Linked DNA regions of Homo sapiens: region 1 is linked to region 2. The links are chromatin loops, found by intact Hi-C in ENCODE. Cell type or tissue: endothelial cell of umbilical vein. All regions are shown on one strand. Links, peaks and the distances in the headings refer to the core of each region. The heading gives the core; the rest is flanking DNA.

The links. Peaks named below come from ENCODE experiments on the same cell type or tissue, not always from the same donor. Only the 100,000 strongest peaks of a DNase experiment are listed, where the experiment ranks them.
Region 1: a loop joins it to region 2, with 2.5 times the contacts of the local background. A loop is called at or near these places in 3 of 110 quality-filtered maps.

The regions. Positions count from the first base shown.
Region 1 is chr4:80,233,622-80,242,964 of GRCh38, reverse strand. The region is part of intron 1 of LOC124900725 (a long non-coding RNA gene); the gene reads right to left. Among named protein-coding and RNA genes, the nearest start is that of FGF5, 28 kb to the left of the region's middle. In endothelial cell of umbilical vein, for the core only: no CTCF peak of the experiment used is centred there; a DNase peak (open chromatin) is centred at 4,814; H3K27ac peaks cover 3,003 bases.
Region 2 is chr4:80,302,743-80,312,085 of GRCh38, reverse strand. No RefSeq gene overlaps it. Among named protein-coding and RNA genes, the nearest start is that of CFAP299, 28 kb to the left of the region's middle. In endothelial cell of umbilical vein, for the core only: no CTCF peak of the experiment used is centred there; no DNase peak of the experiment used is centred there; H3K27ac peaks cover 1,608 bases.

The DNA.
Region 1 (9,343 bases), core at 672-8,671, 69 kb after region 2:
TGTTTGCCATGACAAATTGTCTCACACAAGAAGGTAGTCCTCAAGGAGGATAGTATTCCAAAAGTGTCAGACCTGCTCAGGGGAGGGTTGAGTCACAAAGCAGAGTTTAATTTCGGTACCTTACGATAAGTTTTCTGAGACAATAATAATTTTAAAGGTGACGTTTTTAAAATCATCATGAAAAAAGTTTTCAACTTGTAATGACAAAATTTTTTAAATGTATTAAAAGTGTTTACTAAAATAATAGTACCCAGGTATGATTCTGGGTGCTAGAGATTTGATAATAAATAACAATAACAACAAAACAACCATGACCTTTATGAACTAAATTCCAATAGAGCGAGGCAAATGATAAATGAACCACTTAAAAAAAATTTGGCCTGGCACAGTGGCTCACGTCTGTAATCCCAGCCCTTTGTGAGGCCCAGGCAGGAGGACTGCTTGTATGCAGGAGTTCAAGACCAGCTGGGCAACATAGCATGGCCCCGTCTCTATAAAAAATAAAAAAAAATAGCCAGGCATGGTGGCACATGCCTGTAGTCTCAGCTACTTGAGAGGCTGAAGTGGGAGGGTTGCTTGAACCCAGACGGTTGAGGCTGCAGTGAGCCATGACCGTGTCCCTGAACTCAGCCTGGGTGACATAGCAAGACCCTGTCTTAATAGAATAGAATAGAATAGAATAGAATAGAATAGAATAGAATAGAATAGAATAGAATATTTTTCATAGTAAGCAGGATGGAGATATCAGGTGGGAGGAGGAAGTGTTGTTAAATAACAACTGGTGGTCAAGGGAGGCATTTTTAATAAATTGCCATTCAACAGAAAAATGGAAAGTGAGGAAGCAAGTTGCACAGCTATGGAGAGAAAAAATGTTCTGGGAAAAAAAAAAAAAAAAAAAACATGCTTGATGTAGTCCAGAAAGAACAAGGAAGCCAATGTGATTGGCAAAGAGTGAGAGAGAACAAGACTGGTACAAGAAGAGGTCAAAGGAAACAGTGATCATTATCATGTGTGATCTTATAGATAATGGCAAGGATTGCAAATTTTATTCTGAAAGATAAGGGAAGCCAATGAAGGGTTCTGAGCAAAATTACATGGTCTGAATTAATTTTCAAAATGATCTCTCTGGAGTTGGGTAGAGGATAGACTGTACAGGACACAAGGGTGAAAGCCAGAAGTACTATTAGGAAACTATTGAAATAATCCAGTCCTAAGAGAATGCAGCTTTGACTGACGCATTTGCATTGGAGGGGATTGAAAGGTTGGATATTGGATACATGTTGAAGACAGAGCAGCAGGAGTGGCTGATAGATAGAAAGTGTACAGTACAAAAGAAACAGAGGAAGATAGGAATGACACCAAGTGTTTTGAATTAAGCTACTTTGCAGAATGGGTCCATTAACTTAGAAAGGACAGATTGCTGTAAGAATAGGTCTGGGGGATAAAATTAGGAGTTCTGTTTTGGCTATCTATTAGGTAAACACGTGACAATGTTAAATAGGTGTTGATTATAAAAGTCTGGAGTTAGAGAGAAGTTGATCCTAGAAATATAAATTCAGAAGCCATCAGCATATAGATGAAATTTAAAGCCATGAGACTAGATGAGGTCACCCAGGAAACTAGTATAGTTAGAAAAGAGATCAAAATATTTTAAAGTTAAGCCATGAATAAAATGAAAGCAAGACACTGAAAATCCCCAGCCAGTGAGGTAAGAGACAAACTGAGAGAGGTGGCCAGCAACCAAGAGAAGAAATTATTTCAAGAAGCAGGAAGTGATCAATCATGCTAAATGTTAATACTTGTCAGATGAGAAGAACTGACCATTAAATTTGACAACATGACATACTATTATTGTGAGTGATGAGAAAGTTTGGTTGAACTCTCTGAGCTCAAGAGAGAGCAGGAAGAAAAGATTTGGTGATTTCTAGAGCAGAAAATTCTCTCACTCATTCATGAATTTTGTTGTTTATGGGGATCAGAGAAAGGCAGGAGGTAGCTAGAAGGAAATATGGCAATGAGAAAAATATTTTTAAAATAGGAAATATCAACAGTACAATTGTATGAAGGTAGAAATGATTCGATAAGAAGAAAACTTGGGGATGTAAAGGAGGAAGGGGAGAGGTGCTGGGGAGGGGCAGGTTTCAGTACAGGGTTTCTTTGCCTTGGCACTACTGACTTCCTGGACCCTCGACCAGACAATTCTTTGTTGAGGGGGCTCTTCTGTATATTGTAGGATGTTTAGCAGCATCTCTGCCCTCTACCTACTAAATGCCATAATCACCTGCTCCCTCTCATTGAGTTGTAACAACCAAAAATGTATCTAGACGTTTGCCCTTTGAGGGAAAAAATCACTCCTGGTTGAGAAACACGTGTGTATGACTTGCTCTTAGGTAAAGGTACAGAGAGTCTGTCTATCATATCAGGAGGAAAAGCAGGGAAATGGTCATGGATACTGGTAACCTTGAAGATGGAGTAGTGGGAATATATGAAATTACTTCTGATTGTTTCTGTTTCATTTGAGAATGAGAATGGAAAAAATGCACTGGAGATTGGAGAGGAGAAGAGCAGCATCTAGGAGAGTGGGAGGGTGAATAGTCTAGGGAGATACAGTTGGATTGCCAGAGAGCTAAAGGTAATGGTAATGAATTTAAAGTAAAAACCAGTCAGTATGCTTAAGGCATTGTATCTATGGTTGTGGGTGGAGGACAAGCTCATCAGAGGAAAGCAGATTGAAAAAACTGAGAGGCAATCATACTGAAGGATATACAATATGGATATGGAAATAATTATGAAGAGAAAGAACAGAAATAATGAGGGAGAGAGAGAAACAGGAAATAATAATTGTAAGAAATAAGGAGATCTGAGCATCTGTATTGTCCCCAAGAAGGAAGGTAGCAAGTGGTAAAATCTGATGGCAAGAGGTCTGAAGTTGGGGGTTTTAGGAAGAAGTGAGGGACAGTAGTCTGGAAGAATACTTACCCCACTTCTGGCCTAAATTGCATAAGGAGCATGAGAGAAACAGCTGTGACTTGAGAGGTCTGTAGGGGAAGCATGATCATTGAGGCAGAGCAAGGATTAAGTTAGGACAAGACGATAAAGGGGCATTTTTAAACGCCATTGAAGATATAATGGATTTTTCTCATGAGGAAGTGAGTTCCGGAAGGCACAGTGGAAAATGAGAGGGAAGAAGGGGAAAACAAGGGTTAGATGAGAAAATGCTCAGAATTATGTGGAGATGAGAGACTTCTTATGATGATGTAGTAAATTGGAATGTAGGGCATGATGGGATGAGTCCTAATGGTTTCCTGAAACAGTGTCTTTAAAACAGTTTGCTTTAAGCAGTACATTGTATGTGGCTTCCAGTACACACTTTCACCAAGTAATACTTAAGTTAGGCATGTGTCATACATTTGATATATTCTGTTTTCTTTTTTCATCTGAACTATTCTCTGTAAAATGTTTTAAGTTACTGATTTGATTTCACAAGCCACTAATAGACGATGCTTCGCAGGTTGAAAAATATAATTTTAAACAGATTGTGTGCAGGTGAAATTGTGAATGGTTGGGGAAATATGCTTTTTCCTTAAACGCTTTTCACTAGTGGGAAACTAAGTACAACTCTCTTGTAAGGAATAAGAATTTCCAAATCTACAGGTGTGAGCAATGTAATTTTTAAAATTTTACAATCGAGTAAACCTGGAGGGAGGAATGGAAAACCTAAGAGTGACTCATTAATATAATTTTTGCTAATCCAACATAATGAAGAAGCAGAGATGTAAACTCAATGTTCATTGTTCTCTAATTCTTCATTATGTCAGATTGACCAAATATCAGTCTCTCTTGGTTTTCCATCCCTCCCTCCAGGTTTGGGGCAAGCTTAAGGTAATTTAGGGGACCTCGATTATTAGCCATTTGTTAATATTGATTGCCACTGGAATGATTATTGTTGTCCTAAACTATTCCTTAACAATTGTTAAACCTCTGCTATGTGTGTGCTGTATCTGCAGTAGGAATGTGCCAGACACTGTTCTCTAAGTATTTTTCCTCTCTGACAAACCTACCAGAGTTTTACAGCCCCAAGATATTTCTTTCTTCATATATTTGCCTCCTGACCAAACACTCCTACAATGTCAGAGGTTGTTCTTTTAGTTTGTGGGTGGAAGTTACTTTGTGTGTTGTTTTTTTAGTTTCTGCTGTTGAGTCTTTAAGTACCCTGCTGATATCTGGGAATCCCCTTGTCCCATTGTCTTCATCCACAAACCCTCTAACTTCTTCTAAGTGTTAGGGTTTTAACTACAAATCCCAAAAATATTGTATGCTGCTCTTGTTTCTACACAACCATATAGTTTCTCTAACTCAATAAAGTGAAGAGTCAGCCACTTGCTTGGATGGAGATCATGGAAAGAGGAAATATAGGGCTAAAGGAATCTAAATTAATAGCTCAAGCTCTTATTCAGCCATATTAACAACCTATTTGTCACTATTTCTAATGGTGAGACATTTCTAACAAGGACCAAATTTGGAAAATTGTAAATACACTTTTCTCATTTATTTCTGTGAGCCGTTCCTCAAGCTTGCCCAAAATATCCAACTGCCTGAGTATGGGAAGCAATGGTAAGGATTTATAGAAAAGACGAGAGAAAGAATGAAGTAATACAGCTGTCCCCCCGCCTCGTCCATGGTTTTGCTTTCCCCAGTTTCAGTTACTCATGGTCAGTCCTGGTCCAAAAATAGTAAATGCAAAATTCCAGAATAAGTAATTCATAAGTTTTCAATTGTATGCCATTCCAAGCAGTGTGATGAATCCCATGCCTTCCTGCTCCATCCTGCCCGGAAAGTGAATCATCATTTTGTCCAGCATGCGCTCTGTACATGCTATCTACCCTTAATCACTTGGTGCTTGTGTTTGAATAACTCTTATTTTATTTAATAATGGCGCCAAAGCATGAGAGTAGTGATGTTGGCAATTCAAATATGTCAAAGAGAAGCCAAGTATATGCCAACCAGTGGTTGTTAATCTCTTAATGTGCTTAATTTATAAATTAAACTTTATCATAGGTATATTTGTATAGGAAAAAACAATGTAGCATATACAAGGTTAAGTATTATCTGCAGTGTCAGGCATCCACTGGGGATCTTGGAACATATCGTCCATGGATAAACAGAGATCACTGTATTTGGTTTCTAACATGCAAAATGGGATTAGGCAGCAGGATTAATTAACCAGGACATTGTCTTGATAAACCAGGGTATCTCATCCTCAGCACTGTTGACATTTAGAAATGAAAATTTTTTTGTTGTGGGGTACCATCCTGTGCCTTGCAGGATGTTTAGCAGCATCTCTGGCTTCTGCCTAGTAGCACTGCACCCCAAATTGTGACTACCAAAAATGTTTCCAGAAACTGCCAAATGTCTTCTGTGAACAAAATTACCCCTAGTTAAAAACTACTGTGATAGAAGGTTTAATAAATTTCTTTAAGTTCTATTTAAGCTATCAGGCCAGATCTGAAGGACTTTATGATAGGATCTCCCCTAGAACGGAGAAAAGACTCCTTTCCCCTAGAGTAGCTAAGCCATAGAAAAAAGGATATAACCTAAAGATAGGGAAACATGTACAACTAGGCAAAATTCTCCCCCATTTTCCTTATAGCAGTAAAAATATTCTTTTACTTTTGGTCCTATTACTGTAGTCTGGAAATAAGTCTAATTATTTATTTAATTGCTACTCCATTTAATAACACTTCAGGTACTTGAAGACATGTCCTTCAAGTTCTTCTTTTTGAATTAATCATTTTTAATGACATGCTAGTGAATTTTTCTTGTGAACAATTTTCATGGGAGGCCAGGAGAATAAAGTATAAGATGTCTTTATCTCTGTGTGAATTAAAGCAAGAATATACATCCTCAAGGCATCTTTAGGCTTGCAACAGACATGCTTCTTAAGACATTAACAATTTCCACAAATATTGGATAGAACAGAAGAAGAATTGTTTCTTCCATGAATGCATAGTTTTTTGTTTGTTTGTTTGTTTGTTTTTTGGGACGGAGTCTTGTTCTGTCATCCAGGCTGGAGTTCAGTGGCACCATCTTGGCTCACTGCAACTTTTGCCTCCTGGGTTCAAGTGATTCTGCTGCCTCAGCCTCCCTAGTAGCTGGGATTACAGGTGTGCACCACCACACCCGGCTAACTTTTTAATATTTTTGGTAGAGACAGGCTTTCACTATGTTAGCCAAGCTGGTCTCAAGCTCCTGACCTCATGGTCTGCCCACCTCGGCCTCCCAAAGTGCTGGGATTTCAGGGGTGAGCCACTGCGCCCGGCCAATGCATAGTTATCTTACACATTATTGGCGTCACACCAAAAGCAGAACACTTCCTTCTAGTGTGCATTTTGGCAGTAGAAAGCCAGAATCCACCATCATGACTCTTAATATTCAAGAAGTATAAAAGTTTTGGAACTGCCTGGGGCTGAGGTTGCCAGTCTCCCACCTAAGCCCCAGTATTAATGGTCAGTGTGACCTTTACTCAGTGAGTTTAATATCTGATGTTTCTTCTTTTTAACAATAATTGTATCTTTTAGCCTTTATTCTTAAGCTGTAACATTAAGAGTACCACATGGAAAAATAACTCAATAATGATTTAAAAAATTCCAGTAGCAGTTATGAGAAATTAATAATGGGGGCAATAATAGAGAGAATGTGCTGGAAAAGGAGTTAACAGTCACAGACAGGAAGGTAGGGGGTTTGGAGGTGGAAAAAAGGTGGGGTTGACAGGGTGGAGAGAAGTAGAAAAGGAGCAACAACAGGAAACTAGCCAAAAAGTACAGGGTATGAACGTGCTTTCTCCCTCTTCTTTTTGGGAACTGATGACTCCCAGTCAGCTATACCAACTGGAAGGAAAGAGCAGGGAGGGAGAGGGTATGGAAGGACCTGAGAGTAGAGAAATTGAACACCTGAGAGAGGAAAAGGAAGGAAAATGAAACCACAGAGAGAGGAAGATGGGTTTTAAAAAGTATTCCAGCTATTGGTGTGTCCCAGCTAAAGTTATGGAAAGTTAGCAGAAGGAAAATAAATCTGAATTTAAAATAGAAATTGGTCATCAGAATAAAATTTAAAGAAGGCAGCAAGCAGTGAATCTTTGTTAAAATTTACCTAAGAATAGATAGCTGAGGATCTAACAAATTATTTAAGTATAAGGACATATTTATATATTATGTATCATGTAATTATAGATATGTTATGTTATATGAAAATAATTTCCAAGAAAGGTCAACAGGTGACACAGTCAGAATACAACTATGTTTAGAATTCTGTGAGCTATTCTACTATGTAAACAGGGAATGTTGATTCACTTGACTAGAAGTTAAGTTTGAACTGTTCTCCAAATTCTCCTTGGATTTTGCGGTAGTAAGAAAAAATATTTTACAGTAATTCTGATTTCAAGAATGAGTATATGTAATTTAAATTTTGAAGGAAGGTAGTATATAAAATATTTTCAAGAAAATTGGGGCTGACTGTACATCTGGAATTACAGGTGTAATTCCAGCACTTTGGGATGCTGCGGCAGGATGATTGCTTGAGTCCAGGAGTTTGAGACCAGCCTGGGCAACATAGAGAGACCCTGTTTCTACAAAAAATAAAAAAAAAAAAATAGTTAGTCGGACATGGTGGTATGTGCCTGTGGTCCCAGCTATTTGGAAGGCTGAGGCAGGAGGATTGCTTGAGCCCGGGACGTCAAAGCTGCAGTGAGCCACGATCATGCCACTGCACTCCAGCCTGTCTCAAAAAAAAAAAAAAAAAAAAAAAAAAAAAAGTGGGGCTTGGGTTTGGTTTTGTGATATTTTTGGTTTTGTGTTTTATAACATCAAAATGCTAAGTCTGCTTAGCACCAGAGGCCTCTACAAAAGAACTGGACCTAATTACTCAGCCTCCTTTTTTCCTATGCTCTACATTAACCTAGTATAGAACACAGGGCAAATTAAAAATATATTGTAATAAAGAATCATTTATTTTAAAGTTAGTTGTGATTATAGATTGTGACTAGCTGCAGTCAGCTACCAACTCAACTGGCTGTAATGACTCCAAAATGACTATTTTATTTCTTTACCATGAAGGTTTGATATTCCCCGTTAGAGGCTTTTAGAGGGGAAACTAAGGTATAATTTCCAAAGAAGTTCTAATAAATGTTTAAACCTTAAGATGGAAGAAATGAACATGTTAATATGCTATTTAATGTATTATTTATTAATTTTAAGACTAAAAAATATTTGTAGATCAGTTCCAGGGTTGCCATGAAGATCAAATTTTGAAATATATGTGAAATGTTTTGGTAACTATAAAGCACTAAAGAAATTTAAACGTTATTATTATTCATATTTCTCCTGAAATGAGTCATTGCAGTTGTTCATTACTGATACTTCAACTAAACAAGAATGTTAAATGATAAAATACAGCTGAAGAAAGAAAATTCAGTTCCTGCATATTCAGGGAAAAAACAGGAAGTTTGGTGAGCACTGTGAAAGCGCTATAAAATGGAAAGCAAAGAAATGTTTATCAAAGTTTCAAGAGGCAAAACATTTACTACTGTTACTTTTATAAGGAGACAATCACCCACCCAACATGAAAGTGTATTAGATTTATTCTGGGTTAAAAACTTATGCAGAAATAACTTGTATTTGTAGGACATATTTCAGAAAGAATAATACAAAACAGACAAGCAATAGTTTTGTTGTAATGTACAATGTTAATAAATACTTTTGAAAAGATTGGAAAGTGTGATAGACTGCTTCATACAGTTCATATGACTGGTGAATAATAATGCTAAAGAGAAATTAAGTAAAATTAAAACACGGCAATATAAAATAAAAGGTCAGTAAGCAGTGGAAACTAGCAGTAGAAAGTTAGTGTCAGATGTGAAGGAAGAGTTTCTGGATAAAAGCTTCTTGAAAGAATAAGGGAAGAAGAGAAGAAGTAACACAAAGCAGAACGGGTTTGTCTCACTGCATAGGCAAGCCAAGTATTGGCCTGATTCTTTGATTTCAAGAACCTTTGAAGTAGGGTCAAGTTCATGAGCATGCTGTCTGTGCAGTGTCACGGGTCCTAGGCTCAGAAAGACCTCATGTTAGGTTTAAAGCTCTTCCATTGCCGTCTTGAAATTTTAAATAAATTTATTTATAACTTATGTTTTGGAAATGAAATCTAATGGTACAATGGAGCCGAGGAGTGTGCACAGGAGATATCTCAATATGAGTATCCACCACTATTCCTTGCTGCCACATTTATATATAGCATTTGTGATGCCCCATGAGCACAGAATTCCAGTGGACTCACAATGCGTAGTAAGTAG
Region 2 (9,343 bases), core at 382-8,381:
GACAGAAGAAAGAAACGAAGGAGAGAGAGATATGATAAAAGAAAAATATCTTTTAGGGTACAGCAGAAGGAATATTTACAACATTAAATGTAAGAAGGATAAAGTACAAGGTAATAAAGACAGAGGCCGTATCTATCTCCTGCCTAAGTACTCCATTTAGAATCCGATCCTTGCATGATTTCCAAACCCAGCAGTTGAAACCAACCATGATGGGTGGAGCATAATAATTGTGTGATACGTACGCTTCATATGGTACCTTTCAGAATCACATACTGTCTCAACCATCATTTGTGAGAGGAAAGGAATGTGCTGCATCCAATCCCTTCTCAGTCTTAAGTTTATAAATTGGCTTCATAATAAGAAAGAATCACAAAATCAAATGGAAGCACATCTAGCAGTAGTGTAAAAAAAAAAAAATGCCGCCTGAGACGCTTCTTACTTTCTATGGACAATTCTGTTTCTTTCATGAAAACCTGATTTTACAGGTAACTTAGTGGGTTGCTCCTGGTGGCCTTTGTGACTTTACAGTTGGATGAGATAACATGGAGTCTCTTAGTTCGCAGTATGAACATAATTCTGCCAATTTCTGCATTTCCCTTAGACCATCTGTCTTATTTACCAAAAAGCAAAAGTTTAACTGTAATAAATGAAAAAGCCAAAGGACTAAGACTTGGGGATTGAGAGCTATGATGCAATGGACTATGCGGTCTCTTAATAATACATAAATGTACAAATAGCCACTTTCCATGAACCGAAACTATGAGCAAAGCTGTGATTTCTGAGCTGGGAGGAAACTTATTGAGCAAGACAGATAAGGAAACAGGTGCAGAACATTTATGTTATTTGACTTATTGTGAAGCTGTTTTTTTATTTTGTTTTGTTTTGTTGGTTTCTGGGTTTTTTTTTTTTTTTTTTTGAGACAGGGTCTTGCTCCATCATGTAGGCTGTAGTGCAGTGGCACAAACGTGGCTCACTGTAGCCTCAACCTTCAGGGCTCATGTGATCCTCCCACCTCAGCCTCCTGAGTAGCTGGGACTACAGGTGTGCATCACCATACCTGGCTAATTTTTTTCTTTAATTTTGTAGAGAGATGGGAGTCTTGCCATGTTGCCCAGGCTAGTCTTGAATTCCTAGCTCAAGCAATCCTCCCCCCTCAGCCTCCCAAAGTGCTGAGATTATGGGTGTGAGCCACCATGTCTGGCCATTATGGAGCTTGTTAATGGCAAGGCAGGTGCCACAGTGCAGATTGTCACACTCTGAAACCAAAGTTCTTTCCATAAACTTTTTTATTTTCCCCTCAGAAAATAGTTGCAAAGGGGGTGGTGAGCTTGATTTAAGGGTAGACATTTCTAATGCCCAGGAGCCCTAGAAAGGCTGCATAACAGCCTTTCATATTAGGAACAGCCTGTTCATACTAGGAACAATGACAGTGGTTTGCATTCTGTAGAGTCTCCTCATTGGGACATGAGCTTTAATAACTCAGCTAAATGGTAGGTGTTATTATCTAGTATGTAATTAAATCATGCTTAAAGGAAATATTACTAACTTCCTCTCACAATATTAAGTTTCGCCATGTTCCCATCCTCAATCTCTAGCACAGTAACTCACAACTCAGACCTTCACATTAGAGTCAGCTGAAGAATTCAAAAATACGGAAACAAGGGGCACCACCTTACGACAATGGAATAAGAATTGCTAGGAGGTAGCCTGGAAAAGTATTTTATTGTTATTACTATTATTGTAAAAAACAGAAAAACATTTCCTTTTAGGTGCCCCAATGATTTTAATGTACGATCAGGGCTGAGAATCCCCACACTCCAGAGAAGAGCTATGGGACCTTTCTTCTTGAGCATCTGCTAGTTTTAACTGTCCTTACAAAAGACTCTGCTAGAGATGGTAGACCAGACTCACAGCTCAAATCTTAGGTCAATGCACTTTCTAATCATTTTGTTACTTTATTTAGAAAACTCGCTCTAAGACCATGTTCTCAAACTTTCCTGCTCATCAGAATCAACTGGAGAAATTGCTGAAACAGATTTCTGTGCCGCATGCTCGAAGTTCAGAAGATCTGGGGTGAGACCAGAGAATTTGCATTTCTAAGACCCCAAGTAATGCTGTTGCTGCTGGTCCTGGGATCACACTTTAAGAACCCTTAGCAGTTGATAAAACCCAACTGGATTCCTTCCTCTATAATGATTTTTTTCTGTGGAAGAGAAAATTCTTTGATAATTCACTCTACCAAGTCCCTGACTACTTCCCTTCTCATCAGTGACTCACGGCTAGCAAATGTACTGGTCTCTCAATAGCATGAGTAACCTTCTAGCAGATTTTGCCAGCAAGACTCTGCCATTTGCTTTTAGTTCTTACAGAATAACCCTCTTTTCCTCAGAACATTTCAAATAGTGTTTGAAAGGAATAATCCTCTAAAGATATAAATGTAGCACCACTGTGGTGACATTACAATGTCTCTTGTCCATGCCATGTAGACTTGGGTAGCAAGTATGTTACATTTTGCTTCTTCACACAGTATAAATAAATGGGTAAAATATTCTCCTAATTTTCTTCCTTCTAAATTCATGAATCCAAGGAAACTCCTGCTGATAAATGAGAACTGAAACCTAAAGTCTGGGGAATGTCAGGATAAGCTTAAATCAAGAAAATATGTGAATCAGGCTGGGTGCAGTGGCTCACGCCTGTAATCCCAGCACTTTCGGAGGCTGAGGCAGACGAGTCACTTGAGGCCAGGAGTTCAAGACCAGCCTGGCCAAAATGGTGAAACTCCGTCCCTACTAAAAACACAAAAATTGTCCAGGCATGGTGGCACGTGCCTGTAGTCCCAGCTACTCGGGAGGCTGAGGCAGGAGAAATGACTGAACCCAGGAGGCAGAGGTTGCAATGAGTCAGGATTGTGGCACTGCACTGCAGCCTGGGTGACAGAGTGAGACTTTGTCTCAGAAAAAAAGAAAGAAAGAAAGAGAGAAAGAGAGAGACAGAGAGAGAAAGAAAGAAGGAAAAAGAAAGAGAGAAAGAAAGAAAGGAAGACAGACAGACAATAAATATGTGGATCATTAAAAATTTAGAACTAAAAAATGAACTACCATTTACTGAATGCCTACTATGAACCAAAGCATTACATTGTGAATTTTTAATTCACAAGACAGCAATCTGTGTTTTAACAAGCCTTTCAGGTGGTTCTTATGCAGATGAAAGTTGGAGAACCACTGCTCTAGGGACATACATATGTGAATGTTGGTATTTTGGAAGAAAGAAACAAACACTTTTGGATTTTAACAGACCTGGCAAGGTTTCCCCTGAAAGAGAAGGACATACTAAGGGAAATAAGGTGCCTGGGAACTCGGGAAGAAGAACCCTAGGGGGTAGGAGCAATGTTGAAGAAGAAATGGAGCTGTCACCTATGTCAGACACGCTGCATGTGTGCCTATTGCCCTATCACGAGCGTATTCAGGCAGAATAAACTAGGAGAGCCTTTCTGGAGGGTAAAGAGGGGATGTTTCAGATGTAGCCCAACTAGGTGATTTTATAATCCCTTTTTACCCCAGGGACACCATCATTCTGAATGTTCATAGGACTATCTTAAAAATATGTCACAGATGTAAGTGAATTTATAGATTGAGTTAAGAAAGAAATCGGGTTGGAAGAGAGGGCAAAGCAGGGGATGGAGAGAGAGAGCTGCATGAGTCAGACAGATTCAGACTTAATCCTTACAGTCACTTCCTAGCTGGTGATCTCAGGCAAATTACTTAATCTAGCTCAGGTTTTGTCCTTATCTATAAAAGGGGATAATCATACCTACCTCAGAGAATTGTTGGGAGGATTAAAAGAGATAATGACATGCTTGGCACCCATGGAACGCAACTGTCCGGAGGCAGCTTGCCAGCCCCGGTTCTCCCTCTAGCTAAAGGAAGTCATCCTACCTTTTTTTTGAAAGTAGGAGTTTTTCAATGGATTTTTCATTTTCATTATCTGCCTTGTCTTGTGTGATTAGAAATGACCAGAGAGAAATGAGTGTCGCCTTTCCTAAACTGGTTATATATCGGCCCTGTTCTCTCTTCCTGCTCCCAACCTCTCCAGTCTCTCCCTCAGCTCTTGCGTGGGTGGGGGTGGCGCCTCCGGCATGTTTGTATATTCCTCCAACACTCAGCCAGCTCTGCTCCAGAATCAGCCTTAATTAGTCATTTACCTAGCATAACTCAGCAAATCTGTGTTTGAAGTAGAATTATCCCATGTAGAATTTAATTTCCCTGTTTCCCATTTCACCTCAATAAGGTGAAATGGACTATTCGGCATGGAGAAGGCTTAGATCTCATTTTTCTTCAGTCTGCCTGTTTGGGATTTCTGAATTTAAAAGTAAATACCTCTTAGACACAGATGAATTCTTGCATGCCAGCTACCTGTCAAGTGTAGCAAATACTCAGCCAGCTACTGCATTAGGTTTTGGTTTAAAGCCACTCTAAATGATTTATTGTTTTTAAATTATTTACATGGCATTATTCCTTTCTTGTAAAATGCAAAAGTGCTGTCAGGAACAGCAGGGAAGCAAGGTTATGAATGGTACTACATGTAAATCAAAGTAATTAGAGGCTTCAAGTTGCAAATACTGACAAGTTCTCCACCAGCCACCACTTCACTGATGATAATAAAATTTGCATGATTTCCTGACATTATATTCACCACATATTTTCACTGCATGCTCACTGTAATTACTTAGGGCATGATCTCACACTTCTAGCAAGCAGAACTCTCACTGAACCCAGCCGTGACTATTACAGATGCTTAGAAATGAAGTGGATGGAATTAAGGGGAGAGTTCCCTACATAGCTTTAGGGATCTGTGATGTATCAACTGAATCTTGACAGGTAAGAAAAAGGGAAATATTCTCAACCACTCCTAAACTATTATCAGCTCAAATTATAATGACACTAAGGTATCTCGATGACAGAATTTGGAACCTGGGTTTACTGACAACTGATTTCTGCAATTTGTTTTCTGAATCTCTGATGTCAAGAAAGAAAAAGATCATCAAAGTTGATTTCAATCCCTAATATGGAAGTACATCAGACATAACTCTATGTGTAACTAAGGGAAAAAATTCTGTGTTATTTTTCAAAGATCAGAATGGACAAGTAAGAAGGATTAAAAATGCCAAAGATCAGCGGGCACCTCTAGAAGTATAGAGTGACTAAAGCAGTCAACTCAATGTCTGAATTCCGTAACCAACCTCTCATTTGGTCAAGTAATTCCTCAGTGCTTGGTGCAACATTCATTTATACCAGCACATAAATTCATACACTTTTCTTGTTTTGGCTCAGTGAACCAAACTTACATCTGACCATTTGCTCTTCTTTTCTAAACCTGGAGCACCCTCATATCTGTCTCAATAGAGGAGGAAAAATTTAGGTTTTGAACCATGTAATATACTATGAATGTACATATCAAAGATGAACATACTGTATAAACTAAAACTTAGTGATTAATAACCGTTCTTCTAACACTGAACTAAAAGACAGAAGAGAATAATTGATTCTGAGCTTTGCCTTGTGAACCATGGGAATTTATACAATTATTCAACCTCCGTCTCTTCAACCTAAAAGAGAGGAAATTACTCATACACATGCCATTGTCATGAGAATTGAAGAGAGAAGATGAAAGCACTCAGTACAGTACCTGGCATTGAATATGAATGCAAAGATAGAACAAATTATCCAGAAATGTCTTATCCTTTCATAGGTCTTCTATTTAGTTCACATTGCATGGAAAGTCTTATACAGAAAATTAGTGTCTGAGTTAAGAGCAACTTAGGAGGCAGCAAGAAAAGGAGCCTTATTTTTAAGAATTTAGTAACAGTCTATCAGACCTGAAATGAAAGACAATTTGGGGAATGAATAATCTCTCTTCCCTCACCATGGAGAGCAGCTGGTAACACTGCAATTTTTAAAAACAACCTAGTTGAGGCAATCAGATCTTAAATATTGGAAGTTATTGCTCCAAATCACAGTACTTCTAAACCCACAGGTATCTACTGGTAAACCTTTACAATAATGAAATTCATTAAAGATTCCCAGATCTTAGGCTGGCTCTGGTTAAAGTTTACAACCACAGTTACTAGATCTACCTTACCTAGACCAGTTACAATGCAGATATCTCCTTTCTCTGTATGAATATGTTGGGGAGGTGGTTACTTCTGTGATGGGAAGGTCTATGAACTTGTAGTAACATATAAGCAATCTTTATAAAAGTCTGTTGTAAATAGTTTGTGTTAATTAGCCTAAAGATGACATCAAGCTCTGCGGTAGGTTTACTCATATTTAATTATATCCATTTTAAACCATTTTAAACTACTCTCCAGTAGTAACTTACGAGATTTCTGGAATGTGTTTAGTAATCCACTGAGAAGACTGACTCAGAGTCATAGAAGAAAGATATCCAGTGTGTCCAACTGCCGTGACTGTTGACTTCCATCATCTGTTACCCACACTTTAAGATGAATAGGGAATGCATCAAAAGTACATAGTTCAATTAGCCCAATAGCAAGTATGAAGCTATTATGTAGATGTGACATATTTTCTGTTAAATCATATGAGTGGTCATAACTTCTGCTAAAAATATGCATGTCATTTCTCAAGTGCCCTTTCTTTTGCCCTCAATTGTATTTTGAAGACAAAACAAACCATCTTTCGTGGCATTCAGCAGTCTGCTCATTTTGTTGCTGTTGACAATAGTGTTCTCATTTCTTCTACTCAAGATACGTGGAAAATAGTCTTAACAAACCTGATAGACACAAGATCATATGCTTTTTGAATGAGCGCCTTACTACTGAATGTGTGGCTTATTGTGGAAATATTTAAGCGCACCTTAAGGTCAGTTATTATAAGGGCTATTACCATCGTTTCCCACTTTAGTGGGCTTTTAATCAAATGTCTTAATTTATAATTAATTTAGCAGCTGGTCAGCCAACATGGTTAAAACTAATGAGTAAGTTTATGTATTTTATAAAACCTTATATTTGGATACTGCCTTAGCAGCAATTTATTCCAACTTCTTACGTCTTTGTGTATACATTTCTATCTTTGTCTTGGTTTGTTGTCAAGTTTGTGTTTACAATTGTTTGGTTTTTTTCCTTCTCTCTCTTTTCATTTGAAAAGAATTTATTCTGAGAAAGAATAAAAGTCTTAGGAAAGAAGTGAGCTTCTGTATCAGAGATTGGTGGGAGTATGCTCTATCTTGGGAGAGTCAAGCTGAAGGTAAGATTTAAACCTCATAGGAGAGTTTAATGTTTTTGATTACCTCTAAGGTAAAATAATCTCATTTATTCTTTCTACCCCAGAGTGGAATGATGTTAAAAGACCTTACACCAGCATGTTTGACTGTGTGTTCTAAGAGAAGACTTTCTCTTATTCATATCTATACACCTTTCTTTCTAAAAGGAGTTTACAGAGGCCTGGGGAATTATGGTGAAAGAACAGAGTTCTACATGATAACATTTACAGTCTGAACAGACAGTTCAGTCCTAAACATATCCAATTCGGAAACCGAGTTAGAGGGGAAGCAGCCGAAAACCCAGATCTCATTGCTGAGAAACTTTACAATTTATCAGGTCAAACCCCAATAAGATGTCCAAGCTCTTCCAGTTAATTTGTGGCAGAGCTAAGTTGAAGAATAAATTTCTATTGCCGGTCTCAGTTCCTTCCTTTATAGAGCACTAAACACAAATGGCTCCCAGCTTTAGAGAACTTACACAACCAATAATATAAAACACATGGAACAACCAGAGAAAGAATAAGACTTCTCTAGTCATTTTTATATACCTGCAAATAGTATGGTAAATACTAGCTGTCAACAAAATGCATGGCTTCTTGAAATTATATTTAAAATGGTTATGTTAATATAATTTTTAATTGCTGCTGAGTCTAATTTGAAACTGATATTATTTAATAATGTATATATGACCCACAAGATAAAATGAAGCATGCGTCAAGCAATTGTCAACTCAGTCAATTGAGCATAGTAAGGAGGACATACTGTGTCCGGAATTGGAGGGTTCTTGGTCTCACTGACTTCAAGAATGAAGCCGCGGACCCTCGCAGTGAGTGTTACAGTTCTTAAAAGCGGCGTGTCCAGAGTTTGTTCCTTCTGACGTTGGGATGTGCTCAGAGTTTCTTTCTCCTGGTGGGTTCGTAGTCTCGTTGGATCAGGAGTGAAAAAGCAGACCTTCGTGGTGAGTGTGTCAGCTCATAAATGCAAAGTCGACCCAAAGACTGAGCAGCAGGAGGATTTATTGTAAATACCAAAAGAACAAAGCTCCCACACTGTGGAATGGGACCCAAGTGGGTTGTCACTGCTGGCTCGGGCAACCTGCTTTTATTCCCTTATCTGGCCCCCACCCACATCCTGCTGATTGGTCCATTTTACAGAGAGCCGATTGGTCTGTTTTACAGAGAGCTGATTGGTCCATTTTGACAGGGTGCTGATTGGTGCGTTTACAATCCCTGAGCTAGACACAGAAGTTCTCCACGTCCCCACTACAGTAGCTAGATACAGAGTGTCGATTGGTGCATTCACAAACCCTGAGCTAGACACAGGGTGCTGATTGGTGTGTTTACAAACCTTGAGCTAGATACAGAGTGCTGATTGGTGTACTTACAATCCCTTAGCTAGACATAAAGGTTCTCCAAGTCCCCACCAGAGTAGCTAGATACAGAGTGTCGATTGGTGCATTCACAAACCCTGAGCTAGACACAGGGTGCTGATTGGTGTGTTTACAATCTCTTAGCTAGACATAAAGGTTCTCCAAGTCTCCACCAGACTCAGGAGCCCAGCTGGCTTCACCCAGTGGCTCCCGCACTGGGGCAGCAGGTGGAGCTGCCTGCCAGTCCCGCCCGTGTGCCTATGCTTCTCAGTTGTTTGGTGGTCGATGGGACTGTGCACCGTGGAACAGGGGGCGGCGCTCCTTGGGGAGGCTCAGGCTGCGCAGGAGCCCACGGCATGGGGGAGGCTCACGCATGGCAGGCTGCAGGTCCCAAGCCCTGCCTGGCAGGGCGGCAGCTAAGGCCCAGCGGGAAGTCGAGCACAGAAGCTGCTGGCCCAGGTGCTAAGCCCCTCACTGCCCAGGGCCTGCAGGGTTGGCCTTCCCACTCGGAGTGCGGGGGCCCACCAAGCCCACGCCCACCTGGAACTTGCGCTGGCCCGCAAGCACCGTGGGCAGCCCCAGTTCCCGCCCGCGCCTCTCCCTCCACACCTTGCTGCAAGCTGAGGGAGCCGGCTCCAGCCTTGGCCAGCCCAGAAAGGGGCTCCCACAGTGCAGCTGCAGGCTGAAGGGCTCCTC